Linked DNA regions of Mus musculus: region 1 is linked to region 2. Evidence: chromatin loops called from intact Hi-C (ENCODE). Cell type or tissue: heart. All regions are shown on one strand. Links, peaks and the distances in the headings refer to the core of each region. The heading gives the core; the rest is flanking DNA. Region 1 has its middle 89 kb from the start of Gm5129. Region 2 holds the start of Tyms (thymidylate synthase).

Region 1 (2,917 bases), core at 239-2,738, 250 kb after region 2:
TGTAAGTTCAGCATTCAAGAGGCTGAGGCAGAAGGATTTCTGTAAGTTCAAGACCAGCCTGAGCTATTTGTATTAGTCAGAGTTTTTTTAGAGCAGCAATTTTCAGTCTTCCTAACACTTTGACCCTGCAATACATCTTCATGTTGTAGTAACCCCCAGACATAAAATTATTTTGTTGCTACTTCATAACTGTAATTTTGCTGTTAAGACTCATAATGCAAATATCTGATATGCAGGATATCTGATATATGACCCTTTTAGGGTTTGTGACCCATAGGTTGAGAGCCACTACTCTAGAAGAACAGAATCTATAGACTGTGTGTATACGTAAATTCCATATATACATAAGTACACATATATATGATTTATAAGAATATACATATATACATTATATATATGTATGTATATATGATTTATTAGAATGGCTAACAGGCTGTGGTCCAGGTAGTTCAATAATGGTTATCCCCAAAAGAAAGTCCAAAAATACAGTAGTTGTTCAGTCCATAAGACTGGATGCCTCAGCTGGTCTTCAGTACACAGAAGAACACATAGGCTCTAAGGCCAATAAAGGAATTGTCTTGCAAAACAAAAAGCAAGCAGGCAAAGAGCAAAAGCATTCTTCTTCCATGGCCTTTATGTAGACTGTCATCAGAAGCTATGGCTCAGGTTAAATGTGGATCTTCCCGCTTCCAAAGATCTGGATTAAAGTTGTATCTTCCTATCTCAAAAGATTTGGATTAAAAGTGAGTCTTCTTACTTCAAATGATTTCATTTTAAAATAATCCCTCATAGAGGTACCCAGCTGCTTGGTTTTTGGGTTTTGGGTTTTTTGTTTGTTTGTTGTTTTTTGGGGTTTGTTGTTGTTGTTGTTGTTGTTAACTCTAGATGTCCTCAAGGCTCCGGCCAAGACTAGCCATCACAGCTATATAATGAGACCCAGGCACAAAACCCAAACAAACAAAACAGGTGAAATTAATTTAAAATGTTGTGTTTAATTCAATAGATCAATATGAAACCAATGTAAGAGTGGCTAATGGGGCACTTTATACCCTTTCTCTCCATATGAATCTTTGAATACTGTCCCCTGTTTCAGCTCAGACTGGATGCGCCTGCAGTTTGACGCCTAGCTTCCTGAGAGTGGTGTCTATGAACTGACAATGTGGCTCATCTGCATTTGCAGCCCTAGAGGAGACCAAACCTGCAACCTATCACTTAGTCAAAAGCATCCAACATATCTATGTTTATCAAAACAAGATTCGGGCTTCCGAGTCCATTGGAGACCCTGGTTAAAAATAGAATGACTGCCTTCAAACCACAGATGGGTCTCATTAAAATGTGCCAGAGGAGAGGATAGAGCAGTTGCAAGAAGCACCTTGAGCAATTTTCTGCGTCTTTGACAAATTCCAGAGAGGAATGTTCCGAATCACGGGATGGAGGGGTGACACCCCACACAGTACTGTCCGACCCAAAGCCACAGCGTCTAGCTGCTTTCTCTGTACTCACAGTTGTGGCCTGATTTACACAGGTATGTATTATTCACAAGCAAGTATTTTGACTGCCAGGCTTAGATTATCACCCAGTTTATAGAATAAACAGTTCAGGATGCTTCTTCAGCTTGCTTGTTTGCTTGGGTGGGTTTTTTAATTTACAGCAGACTTGTATGTAGATATTTGTATACAGGTGCTGCTACCTAGCGGTGGAAGAAATTACTGATACCTGTGGATAGGACTATAAACTCCCTGCCTGCAGAGCTTAAAGGCCAGTCGATGAAGCAGCTGATGACATTTTAAGCAGAGGTTCTCCATGTGTAGTTCCCAGACCAGCATCACTCTCCATATGTGGTTTGCGGAGCAGCATCAATAGCACCCCTTGGAACCTGTTAGAAATGTGAATTCTTGAGTCCTAGCCCAAAATCACACTGATGTGTCAACAAACCCTCCTCCCTAGTCTAACGCAAGATAGAAGTCAAGAATCACAGCAACAACATGAAATAATAGCTCTTGGTCCTCTTTGAGGGACATATCCTGTAACCATCATAGACAATTGAGTATGTGTGCAGATGCTCATACCCAGGTTACAGAGAAGGATGTTAGATGGCCTGCTCTATCATTCTCTACCATACTCCTTAGAGACAGAGTCCCTTACTGAACCTGGAACTAGGCTGGCAACCAGAACTCCCATGCTGGTGTTACAGATGCGTGTGAGCATACCATACCCAGCTTTCTTTTTGTTTTGTTTTGGTTGGTTGGTTGGTTGGTGGTTTGGTTGGTTTGGTTGGTTTGGTTAGGTTTAATTTTGTTTTTGAAACAGGGTTTCTCTGAATAGCCTTGGCTGTCCTAGAACTAGCTCTGTAGGCCAGGCTAGCCTCAAACTCACAGCATTCCACCTGCCTCTATCTCCCAAGTCTTAGGATTAAACGTGGGTTGGAATTCAGGTTCTCATGGCTGCTTAGAAAGCACTCTACCATCTCTGCAGCCCCTAGTAATCATCTTGTGAATCATGTACCCCAGTCTCACTCATCTCCATGTCCCTTCAGATCTGTCCTCTGCCCTTGCAAGCTCCCCACCCAGCCCATGGGGTGTGGGTGGGGCAACTCATTGTCAAAGCTGCGGTATGTCACACAGTATATACCCTTTTGCCCAAACAGTTTTACTTGCAAATGTTCATTATAATTGGTTATTTGTCTGGATCAAGAATATCTCTTGAAACAAAATTTCAAGAGCATACATAGCTAGACTTTGGCGACCACACAAAGCTGGCCAGTGTTCCTAGTCCTGACCTTGCCATGAGCCTGGTCACAATGGATGTGGGGAAGGATATGGGTACCAGCAAAGAGGAGAATGTCTTTCTGCTATCTGGTGTGAGATTGGCTCTGGTCTGAGAGTCAGGTCATGCTTTGATGTGCTGGGATTTAAGA
Region 2 (2,917 bases), core at 101-2,600:
ACCTCATGGTCCCTCCTCCAAAATTGACCACATAATTGGTCACAAAACAGGCCTCAACAGATACAAAAATATTGAAATTATCCCATGCATCCTATCAGATCACCACAGACTAAGGCTGATCTTCAATAACAGCATAAATTACAGAAAGCCAAAGTTCACGTGGAAACTGAACAACACTCTACTCAATGATATCTTGGTTAAGGAAGAAATAAAGAAATTAAAGACTTTTTAGAGTTTAAAGAAAATGAAGCCACAACATACCCAAACATACGAGAACAATGAAAGCACTCCTAAGAGGAAAACTCAGCTCTGAGTTCCTCAAAAAGAAACTAGAGAGAGCACACACTAGCAGCCTGACAGCACACCTATAAGTTCTAGAACTAAAGGAAGCAAATTCACCCAAGAGAAGTAGATAGCAGGAAATAATCAAATTTAGGGTGGAAATCAACCAAGTGGAAACAAAAAGAACTATTCAAAGAATCAATCAAACCAGGTGCTGGTTCTTTGAGAAAATCAACAAGATAGATAAACCCTTAGCCAGGCTAACTAGAGGGCAAAGGAACAACATCCTAATTAACAAAATCTGAAATGAAAAAGGAGACATAACAACAGAACCAGCGGAAATCCAAAACATCACCAGATTGTATTACAAAAAGCTATAGTCAACACAACTGGAAAACATGGATGAAATGGACAATTTCCTAGACGGATACCAGGTTCCAAAGTTAAATCAGGATCAGATTAATGATCTTAACAGTCCCATTTCCCCTAAAAAAGTAGAAGCAGTCACTAATAGTCTCCCAAACAAAAAAAGCCCAGGACTTAGCACAGAGTTCTATCAGGCCTTCAAAAAGACTTAATTCCAATTCTCAAACTATCCCACAAAACAGAAACAGAAGGTCCTCTACCCAATTCATTCTATGAAGCCAAAATTACTGTGGTTCCCAAACTACATAAAGATCCAAGTACAAGTATCGTATAAGCCAAAGGCTCTTTTTGAGACTGGGTCTCAAGTACCTAGGCTGGCCTTGAACTTGCTATGAAGTGAAGGCTTGCCTTAAACTCCAGATCCTCTAGCCGACTCAATCTCCCAGGAGCTGGGATTTAATGGCATGCATCCCCACACCCTGATCCTATAGGCTCTTAATGCCATAATAGGGTAAATACAGATTTGAGAAAGTGGGCAGGTGTTTGCCTTGCAAGCTGTAACCACTTCTGTCACGTGGGGGCGGGGTCTGCCACGGATTCTGGCGGCCGGAAGTTTCCCAGCAGGAAGAGGCGGGCTGGTGTTGGAGGAAAAGAGCGCCAGGAAGGTCCTGGTTTTGTCGCTGACTACACTGCTGCCAGACTGCTCCGTTATGCTGGTGGTTGGCTCCGAGCTGCAGTCCGATGCTCAGCAGCTGAGCGCGGAAGCCCCACGGCATGGAGAACTCCAGTACCTGAGGCAGGTGGAGCACATTTTGCGCTGCGGCTTCAAGAAGGAGGACCGCACGGGCACTGGCACCCTGTCGGTGTTCGGCATGCAGGCACGATACAGCCTGAGAGGTAACTGGGGCTGGTCTGCATTAGCGGGAGGACGTCCGGCAGGCAAGCTGGGCACGCGGAGACGCCGGGCGAGCGTTCTTGGATAGCCCTAACCCGGGCTCTGAGGTTCTAGGAGTCCTAAACTTCCCGTGCGCGACCCAGGTGACAACTACTTCAAGTAAACCAGGTTCTGAAGGTCTGCCTTTGACCTTAGTCCCTGTTAAACCTTTTCTCCCGAATCCAGTTTCAACCAGTTGTGCGGCCCAGAGGGAGGGAGTGGGAAGAAACCTGCGGGAGCTTGTCCAAATCCTGCTCTGAGGTCTTGACTTTGCTCCTCTTCTTCCTCCCCTTATCTCCTGCTCCCCTTTGCTGCTGCTTTTAAAATTGGAGCGAAAATGGCTTGGGCGGTGCTACGGCTGCGCGGGAAAGGGGGAGACCCGGGCCTTAGGCGGGAACTGTGGGGTTTTTCCTTCCAACAGCCTTGGCTTTTATATTTTATTTTATTTTATTTTATTTTATTTTATTTTTGGTTTTTCGAGACACAGTTTCTCTGTGTAGCCCTGGCTGTCCTGGAACTCACTTTGTAGACCAGGCTGGCCTCGAACTCAGAAATCCGCCTGCCTCTGCCTCCCAAGTGCTGCAGCCTTGGCTTTTAAAGAGTAACAAGAGGCTGTTGAGGAGCAAAGGATGGAATCAACCACAGGGCCTGGAAGGGCACAGAACCTCCTAGGTGTTGGCTGAGGATGGGGGTGCTAATGGTGGCATTCAGGAAACATGAAGAGCAACCTGACACTGGAGTAGAGAGTAGCTTTGAGTGGGGATATGGCCGCTCTTAGGACATTTGCTTAGTCTCAAACATTTTCTGGAGCTGTAAACTACAGCTTCTACTGCACAGATTGGTCCAGCCTAAAGGACCTCCCAAGAATTGTGGACCCTGATGAACCACAGACCTTTTAATTCACGTCCTCTGCTTAGACTGTGGACAGGTTTTTTTTTTTTTTTTTTTTTTTTTTTAAAGTATAGTTGTGTTTTGTTTTTGTCCTTTACCTCTCTAGTGTTCATTCAGCTTTTCGATGATGTTAAAGCTGGAAGTAGTGCTCTGGTTGCAAAACCTTCACTCAGACTACACCACTAACCTGAGCATTTTCACTTTGCCTTGTGGGTTGCCTCACCTGCACCACCCCTTTGCCTCTTAAGCTGTGGACACTTGTGCATTTCCTTTGGGTACCTGCGAAGTGGAGGTCACAAAGTTCCCTGATAGCCATTCCGAGGAGTAAACAATTCTGTTTCCATATACTAGGTCAGTTTGCTTTCCAAATATTTGAAAACTGTTCAGTTTTTACATGATTGATATCACCTCTATGCCCATGGCATAGTGGACTTGGGGCGAGGT

What was found. A loop is a pair of places that touch in the nucleus more often than their neighbours do. Peaks named below come from ENCODE experiments on the same cell type or tissue, not always from the same donor. Only the 100,000 strongest peaks of a DNase experiment are listed, where the experiment ranks them.
Region 1: a loop joins it to region 2, with 2.4 times the contacts of the local background. A loop is called at or near these places in 7 of 42 quality-filtered maps.

What each region holds. Positions count from the first base shown.
Region 1 is chr5:29,823,772-29,826,688 of GRCm38, reverse strand. No RefSeq gene overlaps it. Among named protein-coding and RNA genes, the nearest start is that of Gm5129, 89 kb to the right of the region's middle. In heart, for the core only: a CTCF peak has its summit at 1,693; no DNase peak of the experiment used is centred there.
Region 2 is chr5:30,071,989-30,074,905 of GRCm38, reverse strand. Tyms (thymidylate synthase) reads left to right here and starts at 1,281. Exons shown (of 7, transcript NM_021288.4): 1 at 1,281-1,545. The coding sequence starts at 1,359. In heart, for the core only: a CTCF peak has its summit at 1,220; a DNase peak (open chromatin) is centred at 1,275; H3K4me3 peaks cover 1,687 bases; H3K27ac peaks cover 1,548 bases.